Linked DNA regions of Mus musculus: regions 1 and 3 are each linked to region 2. Evidence: chromatin loops called from intact Hi-C (ENCODE). Cell type or tissue: heart. All regions are shown on one strand.

The links. Hi-C counts contacts between places; a loop is a spot of excess contacts. Peaks named below come from ENCODE experiments on the same cell type or tissue, not always from the same donor. Only the 100,000 strongest peaks of a DNase experiment are listed, where the experiment ranks them.
Region 1: a loop joins it to region 2, with 2.4 times the contacts of the local background. A loop is called at or near these places in 10 of 42 quality-filtered maps.
Region 3: a loop joins it to region 2, with 4 times the contacts of the local background. A loop is called at or near these places in 15 of 42 quality-filtered maps.

The regions. Positions count from the first base shown.
Region 1 is chr9:110,640,635-110,648,634 of GRCm38, forward strand. Nbeal2 (neurobeachin-like 2) reads right to left here. Exons shown (of 54, transcript NM_183276.2): 2 at 3,996-4,084; 3 at 3,783-3,911; 4 at 3,586-3,667; 5 at 3,375-3,493; 6 at 3,078-3,160; 7 at 1,751-1,836; 8 at 1,377-1,659; 9 at 1,137-1,243; 10 at 777-857. Among named protein-coding and RNA genes, the nearest start is that of Mir8107, 8.5 kb to the left of the region's middle. In heart, no CTCF peak of the experiment used is centred here; DNase peaks (open chromatin) are centred at 3,408 and 4,787; H3K27ac peaks cover 2,254 bases; H3K27me3 peaks cover 651 bases.
Region 2 is chr9:110,867,332-110,875,331 of GRCm38, forward strand. Tmie (transmembrane inner ear) reads right to left here. Exons shown (of 6, transcript NM_146260.3): 3 at 6,465-6,695; 4 at 3,300-3,417; 5 at 117-266. The coding sequence starts at 6,560. Among named protein-coding and RNA genes, the nearest start is that of Tmie, 8.7 kb to the right of the region's middle. In heart, CTCF peaks have their summits at 3,931 (motif pointing left) and 6,641; a DNase peak (open chromatin) is centred at 3,866; H3K4me3 peaks cover 712 bases; H3K27ac peaks cover 487 bases; H3K27me3 peaks cover 4,027 bases.
Region 3 is chr9:110,725,213-110,733,212 of GRCm38, forward strand. It overlaps Pth1r (parathyroid hormone 1 receptor), which reads right to left. Exons shown (of 14, transcript NM_001083936.1): 2 at 6,326-6,428; 3 at 4,383-4,517; 4 at 2,686-2,796; 5 at 2,466-2,584; 6 at 2,199-2,293; 7 at 1,758-1,953; 8 at 1,231-1,384. Among named protein-coding and RNA genes, the nearest start is that of Gm35775, 13 kb to the right of the region's middle. In heart, a CTCF peak has its summit at 4,832 (motif pointing right); DNase peaks (open chromatin) are centred at 719, 6,840 and 7,559; H3K4me3 peaks cover 1,758 bases; H3K27ac peaks cover 1,827 bases; H3K27me3 peaks cover 1,600 bases.

The sequences.
Region 1 (8,000 bases), 230 kb before region 2:
GCCCCCTGGGCCCTCTGCACCCAGCTCTACCAAGTCCCCCTGGGATGTGACCTCAGACAACCTTCCCTTCTCCTGGCCTGTAAATAAAGTCAAGGGTCAGGGGAGTCACCTAGCTCTGCCTGACTTGAAGTTGGATGCACAGGTGAGCTCACAGAAAGTCACACTGGGCAATAAGCACGGGAGGCTGCCTTTTGAAAACAAGGCCAGAGCAGAGGCTCAGGGGTGGGGACCAGGTGTGAAGCCTGTAGTCCTCTTCCATCAGGTGCTGGGCCAGGGCACAGATGCTACTGCAGTCCACACCCTGACACACACACTGACACCCTGCAGTTTCTAAGCCCCTTGGGATGGTGAGGCACGTGACATATTTTAAGAAGCCAGATCTGTTTAGTATAGGAAATCAGGAGCCACAGAAGAAATGACCCCTCAGGGACTGCCTTGGTAAGTGATGACAACTTAGTGCCTGAACTTCTGTGCCTCCTTCTGAGAAGCAGGGGATGGGGTAGGTGGTAAGAGTTTCGAAGGTTCCTTCCAGCCACACCCAACACCCGATTCTAACACCAGGTAAGCAAAAGACCACTTCCTGTTGCGTCTCTAGGACAGGACTTTGAAAGGTGGGGTAAGAGGGCATGGGAGAGTCACCCTCCCTGCCAAGTATGTTACGCCTCAACGTATCTACTTATCCACCATTCTAGAATACAGGAAATGGTCAGATAAGGAGCCCAGGGGTGGGTGGCCAAGGTGGTTGCTGCCTGAGCTTCTCAGCCCCAGGGTGGTACCTTCTGGACATCGGGCTCAGTCAGTAACCAGGTAGCCAGGTCACTGTCCCCCTCAGGGGGCGCCCGGGCCTGCAGGTAAAGCTGTGGGGAGGGGCAAAGCAGAGGAGAAGGAGATGAGGAGAAGAGGTTAGAACAGGACCAGGGGGGAGCTGCTGGGGTTCTGCACCAGTGGGAAACAGTCCTAGTCAAAGTTCTCCTAGCAGAGTAGGGCCAGAACCCGAAGGGACAAACCTTGCCCAGGCTCCAGGCCCTCCCACTGAACACAGGCCACAGCCACGTTTGCTCAGTAGCAACCTGGGGTTTCTATGTGATTCTCCCTGGGTTCCAGGCCTTCCAACCTCCGGGTGGAACCCCACCCACCTTGCTGTTCTGGATGAGGCGAATAAGATGCTCAAAGCAATTGTTGCTAAGGAAGGTGGCTTGTAGCACTGGCCGGTCCTCACACGCCAGCATCATGGGGATAGCATCTGTGCAGGGGTCAAAGTCAGACTCCCCTACAGGTACCTTTAAACAGCCCGCCTCCCCTCCTGGCCAGCCAGCCCTGCCTTTCCACCATCACATGGGCATTCCCCTTCCCAGGGCCTGGGCGCCCACACCTACCGAGCATGCTGACCCGCAGGGTGACAAGGGCCTCTTCGGGGCTTGAACTTGGACTAGTTGGCCAGTCAGCATTGAGAATGTGGAAGTAACCCTCAAGCAGGGTACGCAGTTCTGGTCCTCGGGGTGGTGCTCGGCTAGCATGCAGAACGTGCACTGCACCCACCAGTGCTCTCAGAGCCAGTGGCACCTGCTGGGGGTCCTGAGCAGGGCCACGGCCCCAGCCCCGCACCACACCTAGCAGTCCCTGCACAGAGCCAGCACTCACAGCCATCTGCCCATTCGCCTATGGGTGAGGAAAAATGGCAGTAGACTCACCTAGAAGCAAGGTGCTGAGAGGGCTGCCCCCTGGTCCACAGGCTCACTACCCAACCTACCTTTCCTCCTGCAAGGATGGCACCAAAGAGGTGGATGAGCCGCAACAGCAACGTGGGAGGCAAACGCTCTGCATCCTGCAGGTTCTCTGGGTAGTAGGCAGGGCAGGACAATGTCACCAAGGTTGTAGGACTATGGTCCAAAGGACTGCACAAGAGGTGGGATATCCCAGCATGGGGATGTGGGGCAGAATGTCATGGCTGTACGCTAGAGGGATTTCAGTGGTGCTTGAGGGACATATGGTCCAGCTCCAGGAGCCTAGGCAGCTTCCTAGATCCTTATGTCCAAAAAGGAGGGCTTCCCAGAGTGCCACACAGCCACTGTGCTTCCTTCCCCACAGAGACTCAAGGTTTAGCTTCTCAGATGCAAATCTGTAACTTCTGCCACTGTCACAGTGGGAGTTCCTGGCGCTCTGACCTGGGGACCAGGCTACCACGGGGGAGTAGTAGGGGCTTTCACAGCTTCACATGTGGCCCTGTCCAGCTAAGCTGGAAAAGGCACTGGGCAATGGACTGAAACCTGGAGGGCACAAGGGTCCAGGTCTGGGTCACATGGGGAGGAACAGGAGGAACCGGATAGGCATGGGGACAGGAGAGGGGAGGAATGAGCATCAGTCCTGAGGATGTCAGGCTACCACTGGAGGGTCCTACAAATGGGTGGGAACAAATCTAGATGGTTCTAGGAGTGCCTAGGCTGTAGGAAATGGAGGAGGGCTCCAGCTACCCCCACCCCACCCCACCCCCAGTTCTGCTCTCCTGGGGTCATGTACTACTGACTTGCTAAATGATCCAAAAGGATCCGCCTTCCCACAGCCCTGCTTGTCTCTGTCCTGCCACTTCCTGCTCAAGTGCTGGCCACTGGCTCTCCCATGAGAGGAGAGGGGGTGCCCAGAAGAGAAGACAGATGAACAAGTTAATGAATACAGCCAGGGAGAACAAACGGCCAGAAGGGCTTCTGGGCTTCACTCCTCCAGGGATACGGAAGCAGAGGGGTAGCTGGTGCACACAGGGGCTGGAGGGGGGGTAGAGCCTGGGTAGAGACTACAGGGGCAGAGAGACTGGACAAGGAACAGTGCCTGGGAGGAGCCAGGAGTGAAGGAAGATGGGAAATTAAGGGGACAGGTCAACACCCCACCTGAGAGACAGTCCTCATCTCAGCCTAGGACAATATGACTTTGCCCAAGCCTGCCTTTTCTTCTTCCTCTCCCCCTAGAGGTTCCCGTGTCTCAGGCCAGACCACCAAGGAGTCCCTGTCTAGTGATGGGATTAGGCAACTAGGTTTTGGAGGCAGGACCAGGTGGGGCCTGGGGAAATCAGGGTGGAGCCTAACCTTGGAAGAAGGCTCCAAATTCACAGGGCAAGGCGGCCGGAGGGAACTTGTATTTGCTCTTCTCCTTGGAGCTGATGACTTCCCTGGGGGTGGGGGTGGGGGTGGGGTGGGGAGAGTTGGGGTGAAGCCGGGCACTGGGCACTGGGATCCATCAGCTGAACTGTCACCGCTGCCTGGTCGGGTCACTGGTCATTCTCCTCCAGCCTGCACACAGGCTAGTTCCATAAGGCCAGTGATCCCATCCCTTGCCTCCCCCTGGCCTCCTGCGGGTCACCCTGTCTGAGGGCTGAGTCTCACCCAGTGAGCTGGCGCCGCCAAGTCTGGTAAGGGTCAAAGAGCCCTTCACAAAGGAGCAGGGCATGCAGGGCCACGTTCTCTAGCTGGGTCCCATGGCTCTCCTGTGAGGATCCTTTCAGCTGCAGTGTGGGGACAGAGAATAGACGGAGGGTTAGGCAGCCGTACCTGCAGTAGCTGTCTCTGCCCTATCCAATCCAGGTAGGTCCCTCACCTCAGCCATCAATACAGTGAGCAACGCCAGCACACGGGGCACCAGTACCTGGCCCCAACCAGCCTCTACGTTCTCTAGGTTCCTGGGGGGGGGGGTGAAGAACAGGAGAAGTCATGCTAATGCTGAGGTCTCCCTCACTCCCGGGCCCACCCATCCGTGCCTCTGGCCACCCTGGGAGGACAGCAGGGAGAAACCACCTGCAGAGGATGATAAAGAGCTTCAGCAACAGCAGGGCTTGATCCAGGTCGTCCTGGTCCAGCTGCTCCGCTAGTGCATGTAGAGCATCTAGGGGTAGCAGAGGCACTTCCGCACCTGCCTCCTCTGGCCTGGAAGAGGGGAGCGAGAGATGCTGAGTGCCGAAGGGCAGTCCTACCTGCCTGGCCCTGGCCTCTGTGCAGGCTCAGCCTTACCTTCGAGGTTCCAGGGAGGATAACGAGATAGTCTTCTCGAAGACACCCACAAAGGCCTTCAGCCATTGCTGCAGGTAACCAAGGTCCTTCTGTTGACAAGAAGAGTTCAAGAGGATGAGAGGGTAGAGAATCCCACTGAAGAGGGGAAAGGTGGAGTTCTAGAGGATAAATGGATTCTAGGTGGAGCGATGGGGATGGAGAAAGGCAGAGGACGGTAGGTCAAGCAGGACGCAGGGCCGGGACGTGGAAGGTCAGAACCAGAGGACTGTGGTGTGGACAGGTCACCTCCTGGACCTTCAGTCTTTGTTCCCACCTTTCTGATGGTTGGGACCACAGAGACCTGACACAGGCAGAGGAGGAGCTTAAATGGGGCGTGGCTCTAAGTGCTGCTGCCCCATCTACCATTCATAGCTACCTGCTCTCTACCCAAACAAAGCCTTGGCCTGTGTCCTGTCCCACCACCTTCGCCTAGTTCTGCAGCCACCACCTTCTGAGAACTTTCTGGCGCTATGGGTCCCAGGATGTACACACAGGGTTGGACGGCAGGCACCCAACACTACAGCGTCCTTGCACAACAGCCCACCCTTGCCCTGAAACCTCTACCCACGTTTGCTGTTTACCTGGACCCCAGGCCCCAGAGTTGGTTCCATGGACAAGTGGGGTGGGTAGTGGCTGAGCCCGTGTATGGGCGCCGCCAAGGAAACTATGGTGTGAACAACAGAAAAAAAAAAAAAAAAAACCATTTCCTTTGCCCTTGCTGGGGCAGGAAGCGCAGAGTCACGGTGGGGGAGGGAAGCCGCTTCCTCCCAGCAGACCGCAGGGATGTGTAGGGGCCCTGGGGCACCCTGGGCTGCTAAGATGCTGTGGGCAGGGCCTATGGCATATGTAGTGGGGGGTCACATTGCCCTGGGTGCCATCTTTACTGTTAGGGTGCCAGGTACCCTTCATTCAAAGTACCCACATTTCCTGACGTGGCTTAATACCTCAAGCCTAGGGAAAATATGCAAGACTGACCCATATCTTTGTTCCTTCCCAGGACCTGGCCACCCACCTGGTTTCCGCAGGTCTTTTGCTTGGTGGTACAGCCAGCCATTTGCCCTAACTTAATGCCAATTCCAGGACATGGAGGTGGGACCTGGCCTGTACATTGGTCCTTCCCCACATCTGGAGCCCAACCAGGGGACACCAGAGAGCAATCACCTTTCCCAGGTTAGGGAAGAGCCCAGAACTACACTGAGAAGGAGATGAGAAATGGCAGTCAGTGCTTACGAGCCGGGCCGAGACTGCTCTTGGGGGCAGGGACCTCACACCTAAGGATCCCCAGAACCTTATGGAGCAGCGCCTCTCAACCTTCCCGATGCTGGGGCCTTTAAAACAGCGCCTTATGGTGTGGCGCTCACCCCAGCATAGCTTTTGTTACTTCCTAACTCTAGTTTTGTTACTGTTATGAATCATATAAATATCTGCATTTTCTGAAGGTCTCAGGCAATCCCGTGAAAGGCTGAGGACCACTGGTTTGGAGGATGGCTGGCTTGTTTATGCTGCCTGTGGCTTCCATGTAGCATACCCTGACCTGGATGGATGCCAGCAGAGATGGGGCAGGCTCCCCCAAAACCTAATGGGAGCAGCTATCCACTGTGTCTGGATGTCTTCTTTGCCCATTTTATCTATTATTTATAGCATGCATGTGTGCATGCATGGGTGTGTGTGGGGGGGTGCATGCTTGCATGTGCATGCATGCATGTATGTGTGTGTAGAGCAGAGCTGTATGTCTGTATGACTCTATCACTCTCCATACGGCCTCTCAAGTCCCCAGGATCTGCCTGTTTCTGTCCCAAACACCAGGGTCACGAACATGTGATGGATGTCATGTTCCACTTTCCATGGGTTCTCAGGAGCCCGACTCAGGCTCCCTGCTTGTGAAGCAAATACCAAGTCACCTCCCCTGGCCTGGATGTTGTTGTTGTTGTGTTTCACCTGTTTGTTTCCCTTTCCAAGCCTTCCTAGCAATCGCCTTCCCCAATCACCAGGAGACCAAGGTGCCCAGACACTGAGAAGCCGTATTACCTGCACGGTTACCCTGAAGGCAATGCAAAGGGAGTGGGGGTGGGGGGAGGGTTGCTTGTTTGTTTGTTTGGCTTGCTTTTTGACACAGTGTTTCTCTGTGTAGCCCTGGCTGGCCTCGAACTCAGAGATTCACCTGTTTCTTGCCTCCCAAGTCTAAGTGCTGGGATTAAAGGCAGGAACATGCTACCACCATCATCACCACCACCACCACCATCAGCACCACCATCCGGCTTTAGTGGGGTTTTAGGGAAGTAATTTGATCAGGAAGGCTCTAAAGGTCAATGGATTATCCATTGATAGATTTGTGATCTGGGCTACTGGGAAGGGGAGGAAGTGCCGTGGGACATACCAGAAGGGTGTGAAGAAGTCGTGTCTTGTCCCCGAGCACTTACAGCTGGCCTGTGCGCATTCTCCCGTCCTTTGTGTCTGACTTAAGGTAAAGCAGCTTCCCTCTGCCTTGCCCTTCTGTCATGATAGCTCTGCCTTGTCACAGGTATAATACATACGAGTAACAGAGCCAGACAACCACGGGTGGAAAACTCCCAAACCACGAACCAAAATCAACCTTCGCTTCTCTTAGGTGACCCTCTCAGACACTATCAGAGAGATGGCGTGAATACATCGGGGCTTCTAGAGCATTTCTGCTAAACCCGCTACGGGACGTGGAAAGCCTCAGAAAAGACTCAGCCCCTTTTGGGCTGAAGGCGTCAGGTCTGTTTTAGGCCAGGAAACCTAAGCTGGCCATCTGACCCTGACTTCTGCCTCAGTGGCCTCATAGACCCTTTCTGGTTTTAAAAATATCCTAATATTGGGCTGGGGAGATGGCTCAGTCAGAATGCTTGTGCATAAGCATAGAGACCCGAACTTCCATCCCAGCACCACATAATCAGAAAAAGCAGCGCTTGTTCTAATCTCAGCCAAGGGGAGGCAGAGGCAGGCAGGTCGGTGGAGCTCAAAGGCCACCCAGCCAAGTTTACAGGCTTTAGGTGTAGTGAGAGAGCCTGTCTCAGACAATTAGGTAGAGTGAGGAAATCACATATAATTACTAATTTTTATGTGCACTGGTGTTTTGCCTGCATGTATGTATGTATGTCTGTGTGAGGGAGTCAGATCCCGGATCTGTGTTTCTCAGAATCTGGGCACCTTGGTCTTCCAGTTGATGGGGAAGAAAACTGCTAGGAAGGCTTGGAAGGGGAAACAAAGAAACAAACCACATACAGACATGTGGGTGCTGGGAATTGAACCTGGGTCCTCTGGAAGAACAGCCAGTGCTCCTAAGCGCTGAGCTATCTCTCCAGTCCCCTATGACTCCAGCTTTCTATCCCTTAGCCTGTCTAGTCTTGTAAACTCTCCAAATTGGGGTGAGTCAGGTTCAGGGCTAGGCCAATCAAGGCGGGCTTCATGAACTCTGAAGGGGCATGAAGGAATCTCAAAAGCACAGAAGTGATAGGAGTAGCTGCCTGTCCATGTCTTCTGGGCCTCACTCTTTCTCCCTAGGAGGCCTCAGGCCAGCTCTGACCTGAACACCATTGCTTGAAGCTATAGTGCTAAATATCAGAGTCTCTAGAGAAGCAGGGATCAGAAGGCAGGGCAGGGCAGTGAGCAGGAGCAAGATGGTTGGTGGTGCTGCTTGTAACAGGGTCCAGAGCCTACAAGTTGTGTCTGTGGGGGGCTTGAGATCTGTATCTTTCTCAGAGCCTCTGCCTTATTGGCTTCTTCCAGACCTTTCCAGCTCTGAAGGGGACTCGAAGGACAGACGAGGAACAACCACACAAGCCAAGCCCACCCAAGAGTCCTTCAGCCCAGGAGGAAGTACTTGGACCTTGCTACAGGGGAGAAAATAGAAGGATGGATGCTGGTCATTGCCCTAACCCGTCCCCAACCAGCCCCAAATATACTCTAAGAATATTGGGAGAGAAAGCTCCCCTCCCAAGGGTT
Region 2 (8,000 bases):
TCTCTGAACCAGCTGCAGCGAGAGGGCAGACACAGGTTCAATTGGAACAGTGGGAGTGAGGAAGTGGCTGGCTGCAGGGTCCAGGGCAGGCTGCAGTTGGACTGAAACCTACTTACCTCCAGGGATTTCTGTGAGTTCATTAAGGGGAGGCACAGTCTCCAGCTTGTCTGTGTACATCTTGGCCGCCTTTCGCTGTAGATACCGAGCCTCGATCTCCTTCCGCGTCCGTGGCACCCGGCAGTTGAAGACACAGCATAGCGTGATGACTGTATAGATGTCAGAACAGGTTTGGCTGGTATAAGGTCTCGGCCAGGTTGAGTGGTACCCAACTAGTCCTGACTCCATCTGCTTAAGCTTGTCTCACAGGAGATTTCTGCAAAAGCCTAAGGTGACCTCCCAGGCAAAATCTGACTTTACACAGATGCACGTGGCCCCATACTTAATGTAATGCTTTACTGTCAAGTTCTTTAACAACTTGGACATGAAGCCTGAGATTTTCATTTGTAGTAGCCCACAAATTCTATAGGCAGTCTTGGTGTGATAGTCTCTGATCACACCGGGTACTAGAGGAGAGTAAAGTGAAGGGCTTAGGTATGGCTAAGGCTACCTAGAATCACCCTGTGCCTCTGACCTGGAGCACTCTGGGTGCTCCTAAGATACCCCAGGTTTCCTTCTCCAGCCTCCTTGTCACAGACAGAGGTGCCTTAAACACCCAAAGGTGTGACTGCATCCTCTTCAGCTTCCCTAAGGACAAGCCTGGACGCTGGCTGGGGAAGAAACCAGTGAGGCCGCCCAGACCCTGTCCCAGGCATTTACTTCTGAGGGAGTTATCCCCGGGATGTTTTTCTGGTTAAAGGCAGCAATGCCACGTCAACTGGGTAGAACATGGAGCTGGCCTGTCTAGTGATGGGCAGGGCAGGGCTGCCAGGACCTGGCTGGCTGGGCAGAGTTTATTTTTCTAAGGCTCCCACAATCTGACCACTGTGGCCCCAGCCCCTAGGGAGGGGGTGGGGCTGGTTCCTATTATAAATAATGTGACCAGACAGAACTTCCCGGCAGGCTACTGAGGTGTAGAGGGGCCCAGGCATGACAAGCCAGGTCTATTTTGAGGAAATGGATCAGACCAGGGAGTCTAGGGTCATCTTATTCAACCAACGCTGTGGACCTTGAGCCAAATATTTTGCTCCCATTTGTCTTGCCCAGACTTTAGAATGGGAGACGTAATGGGAATGGATGGATGGACAGACGGACAGACAGATGGATGAGATATTGTCCAAAAGCCTCCACTGCTGGGAACTGAATTGGGTTCCTTTGGGAACCATAAGCATCCAGGAATATGCTGGGGTAGGAAGAGGCTGGCTACACTAGGGCCCCGGTGTATGGCTCTCTGGGATTAGACCTGAGCCCACAATGGTCTCTTATTACCCAGAGTGCTCTGCTTCAGTCTTACCCAGACCCCTGTGTGGATGCTTTGGACTCAAGGTTTTTCTCATGCTCCAATCCTACTGGCTTGGGTCATCTTTGTTAGTTATTCCAATGTTACCCTGAGGACCCTGCTAAGGCTCCATGTAGCTGGTGCCAGGTCCTGGGAGCCCAGAGCTCAGAAGAAGCTGTTCAGGCAGCTGTTGGCGGCCAAAACCAGGATCACGTACTGCCTGCCCATCCAAACCTGCCCTGCTTGCTTCTCTTCAAAGAAAATGAATAAATATTTGGGATCAAGTTCTGAGGCCCAGGACAGAGCTGGGAATTATGGCGACCCCCAGGGGAACTTGACTCACCCCTAGTCCTCATCCCTGAGGGAACTGGGGGTGGGGCAATGCTCCACTAACACCTGCCTGAGTCCAGGCAGCCTGGGAAGCAGAGAAGATAGCTCCCCCGCCATCACCCCCAGAAGCTATGCTATGGAAGGTGCCACGGCTGACCTGCATCCCTGGCCTGTCCCACTCTAGGGAATGCAGTTAGGGGTGGAGGAATGACCTCCACGTTTGACTCTGCGAGTTTCTGGTGTGGCCCCAGGCCCCTCCACCAGTCTCTGAGAGCAGGGCCTGGGAGAGGCTTCAGGTTCCTAGCTGTTACTCTGGGGGGTGGGGGTACCCCAGACGTGTTCCCTTCACTGCTCTGGGGCTCCTTAGGGCAACTGTCCCTCAACTCTGCCTCTTGATAACAAGAGTGGTCTCCCTCAGGATACCATGGCTCTGGCTACAGGCACACCTTTTTGGGGGGCAATCACTGAGCTGCCTCCTCTCTAGGTCTTAGCTGGGGATGCAACCAGCTAGTTCCCCAGATGTGGGAGGAGTGAGTATTCTCTCTAGAGAACACTTCGGGTGCCAGGAGACGCCTGTACGAATCAGACGTCTTGAGAGCCTCTCACATCTGGATGGCTTCTCTGTGACCATTCAGCAGTCTAGGCCATCTCTTGGGAAAACTGCCACCAGAACTCAAATGTCACTTTAGCCTCCATTTTGGGTACATTTTGGTGATGTCCCATAGGTTTTATCTGAGACCTGGCATAGAGGCCAACTTCCGCCTAGCTTCTGCCCATAACTGTCCCCTCTGGAGACACTTCCCAGCCAGCCTCCCTCTGGTCCACAGCTCAGAAGACCACTCCTCTATGGTCTGTTGTAAGTGGATGGCTATCTTTTCTCTTTGCTCCCCCTCCTTGCTCTTGCTCTGTGCCCTGGTATCCCACCTGGTCTGCTTTTCATTCAATTTGTCGTCACTGACCAACTCCACAATGGGAGAGGGGCGAGGGATCCATACCAATCCCATTACATCAGTAAGAGTCCAGACTGGAGGAGAGAAATGGACCCCTGCTTTGAAAAGTAGGTATGAATCATTTCTGGAAAATGGCAGTTGAAGAGGTAGGGCTCAGGGTCTGGAAGCCGCCTCTGCTCGGCGTCTGGGGAGCCTCTGGTGGAGGCTGGCCTTGCTGGGGCCCCTGGGTGTGGGCTCCCTGAATTGGCCAAAGTGCAAGAAAAGCATCAGGAAGCCAGCCATAGGAAAGATGACATGTCCTGGATTCAGTTGGAGTCCCCTATAATTAACATAATTGCCATGTGGCTGCTTCCCTGGGCCCAGCAGAAATCTTTGGGTCACCGCTGGCCCGTCAGCCCTCCACAGGGACTTTGTGTGACTGAGGAGGTGCCAGAGACCACGGTGGGCCTCTTGTGCGTGCTTAGCCTATTTGAACTGCCCAGAATTGCAGCTCTGAACCCAAGGCATACGGTAGGGGCCAGGGATGCTAGAAGGGCTGTGTTCCTCCTGTGGTGGGGTGGAGAGGGCAGGGCACAGCTACTCACTGATGGACAACACGAAGAGCGAAAAGATGCCCACCACGTGCCACAGGCGCATGTCCCAGAACACCACAGTCTCCTTGGTCAGTGGGGGCGGCTTGGGCTTTGGCGGTGCGGTGCTGGGCTGTGGGTCAAGAGAGAACAGAGTGAGCCAGGCCCAGGCTAGCAGGCTGGGATGGGGTCAGCAAAGACTCAGCCCACACATTTTAGAATCCCCAAAAGGTTTCAGACATTCACAACCAACACCCTAGACCTCAAAAAAAAATCCAAGATTCAGAATAAGAGCACTGATCAGAGTCCCAGACCGTGTCACCAGGGACTTGGACTCGAAGGGTGGTTGATGCTTGGGGAAACAAGGCTCAAAGAAGCAAGTGTGGACAGTCTGTCCTAGTCAGCGCGGATGGGGTCTCAGGACCAAGGCCAGAGACAAGGCAAGGCCTGTTTCATGAGCCAGGTGTGCTGCCTGGTAGACTGGTTTTGCTCTCGTCTCCCAATAGAGCCCTACGCCTGGACTACATGGGTAAGACTCTCCTCATGCAGGTGTCCACACACTGGCTCCTGCCTCATTCACTCATCATGCCACCTAGGCCTGCCAGGATAAGCCGAGAAAAATAGTAATGTAGCGCCACCAGGTGGCTATACCATGTAACTGCGGCTAAAAGAGACAAGCTCTGTGTGCTTTTAGGAGGCACAACGAAGCATCAGGTCTAAGGGGACAGGGTATTAAAAGATAGCAACCTGCCTTGCGTTTCTAGAAAGCAAAGGGAATAAATACATCACTGACCTGGGTGGTTTTGAGCTGTGGCTTTTCCCTGGGTGTGTTTGTTTTTTATAGATGCTGCGCTGGGGATTGAACCTGGGGTTTTGTGTGTGCTGGGCAAACACTCTACCAACTTAGTTTCATTCTCAGCCAGTCCTGAGTGTTTCAAGGTTATGTGACTCTGTCCTGGGTGTCTATGGGAATGTGGCCGTGCCTTATGGGAGAATATGAGAGAGGCTAGTTCTGACTAGAAATAGATATAATCCTGTCTCTGTCAGAAAGTTTGGCTAAGGGACAAGAAAAAGGGTGAGACCGGGCATTTGTGCAATAATATGTCATCTCCTAAATGATCAGTAAGGATGGGCTGGAAGCGTCCCTTGTGGCTATCTGAGAAAGCAAAGCCACCTGTTTCTCAACCTCTCTCCCGTTCCCACAGCCCCACTGCAGTCTATATACATAGATAGGCACCTTCCAGAAGCCAGGTACCTCCTCATCTAACAACCACCACCCATAGGGAGGGCGACCTATGCCAGGCAACCCAGACTCACTGAGACATAGACCGGTATGTGACGTCTAAGCTCTTTTCTGTTCACTAAGAGGGACTAGTGTGGGAACCTCTCTTCTTTACTCTGAACCTCAGGTTTTTTGTTTTGTTTTGTTTTGTTTTGTTTTGTTTTTCCCGAGACAGGGTTTCTCTGTGTAGCCCTGGCTGTCCTGGAACTCACTCTGTAAGACCAGGCTGGCCTCGAACTCAGAAATCTGCCTGCCTCTGCTTCCCGAGTGCTGGGATTAAAGGCGTGTACCACCGCGCCCGGCTTGAACCTCAGTTTTTCTTCCTGTAATTGGAGTAGGGTAGTGCCAGCTGCTTCTGGGGACCCTCCAATCTGACAGCAAAACTGGCGATAATGTATGACTAAATCAGCATTATCTCTTGGTGGATTGGGAAACCCCCGAGAGGGCAGAGAAGTGGGTGGATACATGGCATGTGTGGCCCTGTGGGCACACATATATGGGCAGAGGGCATATGTGTGGTTGGAGCAATGTATATGTGGTTAGGTTCCTGATTGCAGCATCAGAGTTGGGAGCCTGGCAGTGGCTGCTCCCCGTCTCACAGGCCTGGTGTTTTGGCCTGACTGACTGACTGACTGACTAACTGGAAGATCCTGACCAGGCTCTTGGTGGAGGGTGACGGGCAACCAGGCATCTTAAGGTAGGCCTCATAAAGGTAGAAATTCTGAAACTTGGAGGTCCTGTGTCCTTCAGAGGCACAGCCTGGTAGAGAGGTACCCACCCTGCAGAGCAGGACGGAGAGGAGACACGGATCCCAGCCCTGCCTGTACTTCCATGCTTCCTAGAAGAAAGGCCTTGCATGAGTGGTAGGCAGATGGCCTCCAAATGCGATTTCCTCTCCTATGCCGGGGAGAAGATGAACTCCTCCGAGCGGGGAGACTCCCTGCCTCAGAACTGACTAGCCTGTGGCTGCAGCCTTTGCTCTGTGCAGGGGCCTCAGGGCAGTTGGTGAGAGGCCCGAGCCTGCCCCTTGGGGCCCAAGCCAGCCTGGCTCCCCTTACAGGGGACCGATACGTGACTCAAGCAGCCTCTTCCACAGCACTGGTCAGTTGCAGAAGGGACACACTACACAGGGGTACAGGTATCTGTATCACGGGGTGTTGCCCTCAGACTCACCAGTTCAAAGCTCTGCCCCCTCAGAACCCTGAGTGTGGCTGACTCTGTCTTCCATCCCACCCTGTCTGTCCCTTAGCAGCTGCCTCCCAGGCCTCCACTCTGTCCTCCTGCCCTTTTGCCTCCTGACTTCTAAGTCAGTTCTGCTACCTCCTATTGGAAAGGTTGCAGGTGGCCCCAGTCAGGCTACTGACCAACTTCCTCCGCCCACCCATCTTCTTCACCTCTCTGGGCTGAATCCTCTCAGCCCATCCATTCTGTGACCTTTTCTCGTCATTCTCTTCCAAAGAAGAATTGTTGAGAAACCTTCCACAGTTCCAGTAATCACTAGATCCTAGGTGGATTTTCCCGGGTCTGGCCTAAGGTAGGGAGACGTGTGTAGAGAAAGGCCAGTTCCCCTAGCATACCCTAAACCCAGGGTCCGAATATCCTCTATGAGACTAGAATTCAAGAAAACTAAGACCTAAAAGTCCCCTTTCCCCATCCTCTAGGAAAACAAAGCCCAGATGGCAAAGCTGTATCCCTCCTCCACACATGGACACAAACTCCTTGTGTCCCTGAAGTCAGAGGCTGTGCTCCGCCGTCAGACCAGTGCCTCTAAGCGTGAAGGGCAAGGGGCCATGTCACCCCACCAAGCAAGATGAAGGGATAGAGACAGCTCCACGCACCCGCCGGCCCCTGCCTCGACGGTGCCAGCATCCCGAGCCCTCCATGACGCCGTGCCTCACCTCTACCAGCTGCGTGGCGACACCCGCCAGGCAAGCCCCCAGCGCGGCGCCGCCCAGCGCCCAGAGCCGCCCCGAGCCATGCTGCCTCCCGGCCATGTTCTCTCGTTTGCCGCGCGCTCCGGTGCAGGTCCTGAGAGTCCAGGGGGCTGATGCACAGAGCTACCAGGTGACTGTCCCTGGCCACCAGCAGGCGGAGACGGTGGTGGTGGCAGCGGCCGCGGAGAGTTCTGGCTGCGGGAGGTTGAGTCCGCATCATTTATTCATCTTGGGTGTCAGGTTCCCGGGACGCCACCTGCGCCATCACTGCTGGGGTGAGGGTAGGTGTGGGTGGCACCCCGCCTAAGCTATCAGACCTTTAGACCTCCCATTCCACTCAAGAACACTGAGGTAGAGGGAGCAGGGCGGGAGGAAGGGAAACAATTAGGGGTAGGTCCTTGACCAACATATACCTCCCACCCCCCACCTCCACCCCACCTCCACCCCCGATCCTTCTCCCTTGGGCCTCAGTTTCTCCACTTGGGACAGAGGAGGGGCTGGAATTGACTGATCTAGGAGGCCCTTCCCATTCTGACGTCCTGAGTTTGGGGAAAAAATGGTACTGGACTTGGGAGGGGGCAGAGCGGGCATGTTGCCATGGTGACTGACAGGCACTGAGGGATATCCTGGACTTTCTAGGCTGGCTTCCTGCCCAGAGGCAGCTCTGGTCACCCTGGACACCAAAGCAGAGGGAGGGGAGGATGTGGAGAAGCAGAAATACTATAGTTTGAGCTGGCCATATGTTGGTGTTGTGGAAGGCGCCTCTGCTCCACAGAACAAGGTCAGCTATCCCTGGAGGATCATTTTCTGACCCTGCTGAATATCCTGCAATATAGCCTGGGTCTTGACTCTAGCAAGTCCTTAAAGTTGGTTCCCTGTGGGAACATTGACTGCCCAGGGATGGAGTTTCTGAGCAGCTGTGGAGACCCAAGGGAGGGGCTGTGGTCTTAGAGCCAAGTAGGAGCTGGGAAATGGAACTAAGCTATGCACAGTCCATCTCACTCTCCCATTTTCCTTCCCCACTATCACCTGCTCGCTGAGTGCTAGCAGAAGCAGGCCCAGCATCTCTCTCTCACCAAGAACAGCTGTGGAGGCCAGGCCCGGCTGTGTGAGGGGGGTGGGGGTGGGGTGGGGTGGGGGTGGGGACTCCTCAGCAAGGCCTTTCCAACTGGGTCTCATAGGGCTCTATTCTAGATGTGCCATTGATGGATAAGGATGGAGGCCTCAACAGGGAGCAGAAGGCCAGTTGCCCTTCAGGGACCCCAGATGACAAGGCAGCCAGGAAAACGGCTGCTGTCTGAAAAGGACTGTAGGCCCAGGGGGCCCATCAAAGTCAGGCTCAACAGTAGCTGGCAAAACCTAGGGGTCGCTTCATCCAAAGCAAGCAAGAAACAGAATAAAATCCTAAAACAACACTACAGGATAAACCCTTCCCCGCTGCCCCCAGGAATGCTTCTTCAACTGCAGCAGCAGCAGCAGGTCTCTGCCTCAGCCACAGGC
Region 3 (8,000 bases), 140 kb before region 2:
CCCTAAACCCTGTGACTTTCCTCAGCCTACGGCCCCCATCCCTCACCCTAGGCACGTGGCTATTTAATGCCAACCTAACAGCCTGAGGGGCCAGCCCTCAGGACTCAATGCAGCTCTCTGCCCCATTTAGGTTCCTTGCTTCCTGTGAGCACCTGTGCATACCTGCTGGGCATATGCAAAAACTAACACTGGTATGGACAGCTCATTCTGCTCTGGTCTTAGAGCACCCATGGGGAGAGAGCTGGTGACTAGCAATCGTTCTGTTCTGAAACTCCCTCTCCAAGCCTGGATTGAAAGGTCCTAGCGTTCACGGATGAGGTAGATAAAGTAAAGGTTAGCTTCCAGGGTGAAGGGAGCCCGATTCCCCTCCCTCAGCTTCATTCCCAGCCTGGTGGATCCTTGGAGGGAAAAGGTGTCACCTGGGTTTGTGGTAAGGGTGTGACATTCCCAGATCATAAGGTTCTGTGTGCTCCCTAATCCACATGTTTCCAGCCCACCCACATGCCTTCTAGCCAGCAGCTTGTGTTAGTTCCTGGAACCAGGCCCAGATCTGCCCGGCTCTGGGACTTGCCATGGTGAGGTCAGGGATAGGGCATGTGCCAAGGGCCAAGGAGGCTGTGGAGATGAGGGTTCTCTAGATGCTGAGCCCAGGAGCCTCGAGCCACTGGCCTACCCCTCCACAGTCTGGCAGCTTTCCCCAGGGCCCAGCCAAGCTCTGCAGCTGCCAGCCACGATGAACAATTATCAGTAACCAGATCCTAGGACCCAGGTGGGGGGGATGGTAGGACCGCAGCATCCCGGAAAGCAGCCGCTGCGCTGCAGAGAGGCTGAAGCTAAATGGGACTGAGCTCTGGTCCTGTGGCTCTGGACCTCACCTCCTGGTAACAGATGCAAGCCCCGCCCTCACCCTCGGGGATCTGGGTAGGAGGCTCCAGACTACACCCCCAACCCCAGGCTGATTGCTGACTGAAGATCTCACTCTGGTCCCAAGTTTAACCTCATCTCGTCCCCAGGAATTATCACCCGAGGAGAGCTGAAATGCCAGGCAGGCCAAGGCAACAGCACCCGGTGAACCCTGCCCATAGTCACGCTGAGTCCCTTAAACCTGGAATGGAGTTAAAGTCACAGCAGGATGGGCAGGCCCCCAGCCTGCTACAAAACAAGAGAGGCAGGACATGCCCCCTGAGAGCGCCTTACTCAAGACCCAACCCACCACACTGGTCTCCGTACCCCAGCCAAAGATGGTGAAGCCCCACAGATACTTCTTCTCTGAGAAAAAGGCCATGAAGATGAGGCTGTGTAAGTACAGTCCCTCCACCAGAATCCAGTAGTAGTTGGTAGCCAGGAAGTAGAGGAAGAAGGTCACGGCCACACGGCAGCCAGCCTAAGAGACCAACCACAGTTAGTTCCAAAAGGTAGAACCTGCATCCTATAGGCAAGGTTTGGTCGCATTAGGGGGAGAAGGAAGTTAACTCTAGGCTGCTGGGTTGGGCTGCTGTGGGGGTGGGGTGTTAGCAGCAGGTAGCAAGGCAATGGGGAGGAGAGGCTGGGGCGCTCCAGTGTTGGGGAAAGGGGGTCACTGGGAGTCGCTAGCAGTAAGGGGGGGGGGTAGGTGGTGGTGGGGTGAGTTGAGCCGCGTGAGGGTCCCTGTGAGGTGGGTTTGCTGGCCTAAAGCTGGAGGAGGTAGCAAGAGACAGGCAGAGGGAGGGATAGGCTGCAGGTGCGAGGGACATGGTGGGTGGCAGAGGGGCACTCACGTAGCCAACGGCGGCAGCGGCGGGCGGAGGCGGCACCTGCGCGATGATATGCAACTCTTCCTCCGTGAGGCGCTCGGCCTCATCCAGCGTGAAGCCAGAGTAGAGCACAGCGTCCTTCACGAAGATGCTCGCGGCGCGCAGCATAAACGACAGGAACATGTGCATGTGGATGTAGTTGCGCGTGCAGTGCAGCCGCCTGCGGGCGTGCGACATCACCTTGGGTGAGGGCACGGGGGTCGGGGGGGAGGACGCAGCGGTGGGCAGGAAGCTGGGCTGTGCGCCGTAAGTGGGGACATCACGCAGGGGGGATGGATGCAGTGAAGGGGGAGAAAGGAGGCTCGCACCCTGGACCCCTCCAGATGCACCCCGGACCCACCCTAGACCACGCTCCACCCCTCGCCGGCTTTGCCCTGCCTTCGCCCCACTCCTCGCCCCGCCCACCTAAAATAGGCTAGGATGAGCACAGCCACGGTGAGGGAGGCAAGAGACATGGAATATCCCACGGTGTAGATCATGCCCAGGCGGTCAAATACCTCCTGCGCAGGTGAGAAACAGAAAACTGGGACTCAGGGTGGGCACCAAGGGCAAAGTGGAGGACAAATTAAGGTTGCTGGAGAAGTAGAGACTAGGAGAGTCGGCTAGGTTGAGGTTCGCTAATGGGGCAGGTGTGGTCTTAAGGGTCAAGCTTGGGAGGGAGGAGGTGCGCACCCGTTCCCGAGTCTCATTGGTCATGAACTTGAGGCACTCGCTGTAGTTGGCCCACGTCCGGTTGTGCCCTGGAACCACCTCCCAGCTGCCATTGCGGTCGCAGCGTCTGTAGGCATGGCCTGAAGGGCCATGGGACAGTCAGGACAAGCAAATGGAGATCTGGAGCCACTGAGGCTCTGAACTCCATTTTAGGTGTCCCCACCCATTTGGCTAGCCTCACCTTTGTGGTTGAAGTCATAAATGTAATCGGGACAAGGTACTGCCACCACTTCACCTGGTGCCCCCAATGGCCAGCAAACGATGTTGTCCCACTCTGGCAGACAGGGACGCCCTGTGCCCAGAGAAAACACAGAGTCAGGTCCATAGCTAAGGCCCAGGGACATGAACACACTTGGGGTTTGATTCCCATGGGGGCAGTGTGCCCTGTGACTGGAAACATTAGGTTTGGGGCATTCTAGAAAGAATATGTTGAACCTTTACCCACATCCCCTTACTCCCTAAACCCAATGGCTTCAGAGAATTTACTGCAGTCTCCGTGATGGAAATACTGATACGATTCCCAACCTGGTCTGAAAAAGGTCAAGAGCAGTGGATGCCATGCTGAAGCTACACAAAGCAGGCCTTGGCCGCAAGGCCTCAGCCTGGCCTGCTCTCTGAGGAGACTTAAAAAAAAAAAAAAAAAAAAAAAAAGACATTGTTTCACTCTGTAGACAGACCAGGCTGGCCTTGAACTCACAAGGATCCACCTGTCCCCAGTTTGAAGAAGAACCATTTTCTCAGATTTCCCCTCAGCTTGAAGGCTCCCTACGTGACCCTTCCCTAGAGACCACAGAAGGAAGTCTGGTTCTCCGTGCCAGCTGAACTTCTAAAGCGCTGCTAACCTCACACAGGTGTCCCCTGCTCTCTGCATTTCCATTTCCTCTTGGGAAGTTGACGGATATCAACCTAGACTCCTTCTATCCAGGCCTGCCTGGAAGACCCACGACCGACCACTCAGTAGGTGTACCATCTTCTAAATCCGAGCGCTAATGTTGAATTTCAAAGGACAGTGACAGTCTCACTTTGGAGCCCTGACAGCCATGCTAAGTGACCTCAGAGGGTCCCCAGCCTCTAGATCATTGCATTCCACAGCAGCTTACAGCCCCCCCCCCCCTACTGCAGGGCTTTGACCACAGGACTCTCTAACCTCCCTGGAAGGCAGCCTTGAGGGCTGGATCCGCCCAGCTCGGTGAAAGGCTCTCTGTCCTGGGCGCCATATTCCCAGCCCCACCCGGCCAGGCCCACAATTCCCTCTGGTCCCTGGGGAGCCACAGGGTGACCACAGGCTCCCAGATGTGGCCCATCTGGAATCTGCTGCCCACCCTGCTGGCTCTAACTGGCCTTGTGGCCACAGCTTGGGCTCTGTGTTTGTCTCTCCTCACCTCCCCGAGGCAACCCTGTTTCCCTCTCTCCTCTTCTCTCCTTGTCCCACTGTCTGCCTCCACCCTTCTGAGGCTGCCCTCATCTCTTGCTGTGTCTATGGGTCTTCCCACTATGTGTCTTTCTGTACTTCCTTTGACATACCAGACTTCTGGGTTGAGCGTCTTGTTCCCTTCTCTGTCTCTCTACATCTCTCCCTGACTAGTCTCTCAGGACTCTGTCCTCTCTCTTTACCTCAGTGGATCACGGGTTTCCTGCAGCTCTGGGTCCTTCTCTGGGGAGTCAGTGCATCCGTTCTGCACACTTTCTTGTATGCCAAGGCCTCCCAACTCACCTGACTCCCCACCCCTATGCGTGATGCCTCCTGGCCTGCTTTTCTGGGAAGGGAGCTGTGGTCTCTGACTTTCTGTAGGAACTCACATTGGTGGAGACAGGTGGATCTGAGCCTGGTCAAATGACTGCCTAAGGAGGGGTAGGGCACAAGATGGACAGACATACCTCGGCGCCTGCTGCCGGTGGGCACATCCTTGTTCTCTTTAGACTCGGGGTAGAACTTTCCCGGTGCCTTCTCTTTCCTGGGCTTCCCTGACGTAGATGCTGGCGTCCACCCTTTGTCTGACTCCATTATGTTGGCTGGAGAAATGGGGGTGGTTCTAGCCATCGGCTGTGCTGTAACCACAGCCCTGGTTACTGCCCGGCCCCTCACCGGCTCCCCCTTTTTACAATGAGTTGATCCTATCAAGGATGCTGACACTCAGGCTGCTGGAAGATTAGGGAGGACAAGCAAGTGACCCGGGGGTGTTTGCTAGGTGGAGAAGCAACCAGGAAACAGATGTGGTTGGCAGAGGTTCAAAGGGGGTGACTGACATATGAGGTGGGGTCACCTGGGAAGTGGAAAGGATGGCAGGCCAGGAGGCAAAGCCTCGATGGAGGAAACAGCCCGCCAGAGGGCGCATGGCAGAAACTGGGAGAGGTGGATGGAGGTAAAGGTGATAACCAAGTCGGGCTAGCCTGCTGTGTGGGTGACACAGCCAGGAGTAAAGAGTGCATTGTGTTAGGAGTGGACACACGAGCCCACCTTCTCCACCCTCTGCCCGAAGATACTCGGGTCAGGGGCTTGCAGCTTCTACAAGAGCCCCTGAAGACACCACCTGAGCTGGGGCCTGACCTGTCCTCCTTGAAAAGACACTGGAGGCTTCTGTCCTTAGCCAGAAAGTCCTCACTATCTGACTTGTGTGACTTCAGCTGTAACCCAAGCTGGGGTACCTTGGGCACCCTCCTACGTTGGGGTCCGTGGGAAGCTGAGTCCAGGCAACCTGTACTGGGGTGACAATGACTGACAATGACTGACAATGGGGACTGGGGTGACAATGACTGACAGCATTCTCGCTCAGGGAGGGGTTCTGTGATAGATGAGGAGCCAGAGATGTACCCAAACTGTGGGTTCCACAACTAGGAAGAGGGCCCCATTTAGGATCATATGAGGTGTTCATCTGTCCCTACCCTCTGTGTGACAGGTGGGCCAGGATAGGTGGAGCTTGGTCTGCAGAGGAAGTTTTTACAAATGTGAACAAAGTCCTCTTGCTTCATAGAGAATCTGTCACCATTTGCTTGTGTCCTGGGTATGCTCTACTCCCAGCCCCCAGTAACCCGAGAGCCAGCTCCAGAGAGAAAGCTGCTCTGGAAGGACAGACAGTAAGCAAGGGTGATGAGATTGGCCAGACCTCAGAAGCCTGGATGAATGCCAATGTAGCCCATACCTGCTTCCAGGAAAGAGACTCACGGAAGGGGGCAGAGAGGAGACCCAAGATGGGAGATGCCCTCCTTACCCATGGCCAAGGTCCCTTAGAGATGCTGTGTGTGTGTGTGCGCGCACACACGCGCGGTCCAACGCCCTCTGTCCAGGCTATCGGCTGAGTGACACACACATCCCTGTCCCATCTAGTTCTAGGGATGCTGGTTCTATGCAGGAGCTTCCCATCCTTCCAGGCATGGCATGGCTAATCTTCTCTTTAAGGAAGTTGGCCCAGCCCACCCTGTTTGGACCAGCGCCCTCAGCAAAGTCCCTGGCTTGCCCAACCCCATCTAAATCCACTGGGACCCCGTGCTTTGTCTGCCTTCTCCATCTGCAAAGGGAGACCCACACATCTTTCAGCAAGTTTTCCAAAGGCTCTTGTCTCTCTCCCCCTCCCCAGCCCCCACATGGCCATGCCTGGGTCTGAGAGCTCCGGTGGGCAGACAGCACTTTCCCGAGTCCCGGAAGGTAAGGATCGCCTGAGCCTGTTGACTTCACCCTTGCCCGATCCATCTCTTTTAGGCCTTTACTCTGGCTGGGTCTCCCTTTCTTGAGCCCACCCAAGGTTAATGCCTCCAACTCCTTCACCCGATTGTCCCCCGCTTCCTAGACTCCCACCCTTTTCACATGCTGACCCCACCCCCACCTGCTGTGTGCAGAACTTCCTTGAGCAGCTTGTCACATTGCGCCTGGGCACGGTGCAGCAGGAAAATCTGTTCCTCTTTGGTAAAGACATCGTCTGCGTCCACCTGCCAAACCAAAGGTCAGACTGTAGGCAGCACTTCCAGGTGAGGCAGCTGGTTCCAAACTCATGCAACCTCCCCAGGGATTTCCCCCCTTTCGAAAAGTGATCCCTTCAGAGAGAATGTGGGGAGTCGGGGAGAGCATCTGCCTTCCAGAGCCTCCCTTTTAAAGTTTGAAGCCACGGTAACTCAATGGCTAGGACCTGCCCCCTTGCAGGGAGGAGAAAAGAATTGAAGCTGTCTTGTCTGTCTGTCCAGCAGTAACCCAGCATCCACTGGCATTCTTTGTCTAGTAACCCCCCCCCCAGGGGGGGGTGTATGGGAATGGTGGAATGTCCCAGGATGGAGCCTCACAGGGTCCTGACTGCCTGCTGGTGATCCAGGGTTAGATCAGGAGTGCTGAACTCTGAGGAGATAAATCCAGCCTGGATTCCTTCAAGTTTCAAGGCCCCCGGGGACCATGACAGCCACCATTTTCCATGCTGACCCAGTGGTCAGCCGGTGCTTTTCCCAGTGAAGGGTCAGAGTCTCACCCTTCCTACTGAGAGCCCCAAAGAGGGAAAATGGAGAAGCAGTGGGCTGGGCTGCACCCCCACATGCAGCTCGGCGCAGTCCTAGGAGCCCTTCATCCCACTGGAAGTTCCTCCATCCTAGCAGATGCTGCGGAGGACATGTGTAACTCAGCACAGGCCTTTGCTCCTGCTGACCTCTCTGAAAGAATGTCCTCTCTCCACTCTGTACACCCACGGGGACCCAGCAACATCATTTTAACCCCGGAAGAGAGAATAGTGCAAGGGGTCAGGGAGAGTCTCTTTCTGAGATGGTGGCTGCTGGAGGAGATCTGAGTCTCCCCTGACTTGGAAGCAGGGGCCAGCATCTTGCCTGGAAGGAGTACCGGGTGGGATACTCTGGGACAGCCCGGGGCAGTCAGAGCCATGTACCTCAGACCTCATGACTCCCCTAGAAAGCCTACCTCTTCCTTAAACTCCAAAGAACACAGCCTGATCACCCTGAACCGACAGCTCTGCCAGCCCATGCCTGGCCATGTAGGCGGGTCTCTTTAGTAAGGGTGGAGCTACGAGAGGCAGAGAACTTGGAGGCCTGGAAGGAAGGAGGCGGGTCAGGTTAGGGGCGGGCCGGCGGGAGGGGGCGGGCGGCCCGGGTCAGGGAGCCCGGCTGAAGGGAGAAGTTAATTGACCGCGTCTCTTGGCGGCAGCTGCTCCGGCTTTCAGGCCAAGGAGTCTCCAATTGGCTCCGCAGAGTTTTGCTGGTTTTACTTAGCGGAGGCGCGCTAGCGTCTTTGCGCGTGCGTGTGACTGGCTGCGCACACGCTGTCTGGCCAGTGTGTGAACTTCTGTGTGCCCCGTTTCTGTTAAGTTCTCATGAAGGAACTGCCTAACTCGTAAATTTGGGCCCTGGAGCCTGATGTGTTTGTGAAAACGCATGTGTACATGTTTGTGGGCTAAAGACTTTGTGAGGGCTTCTGGGAGCGTTGCCGAACTTCTCTAAAATGCATGTCTGTGTCTGCTGCTTCCGGAGCCTGAATCTGAAATGGACCCTCAGGACTCAGCTAGCCTT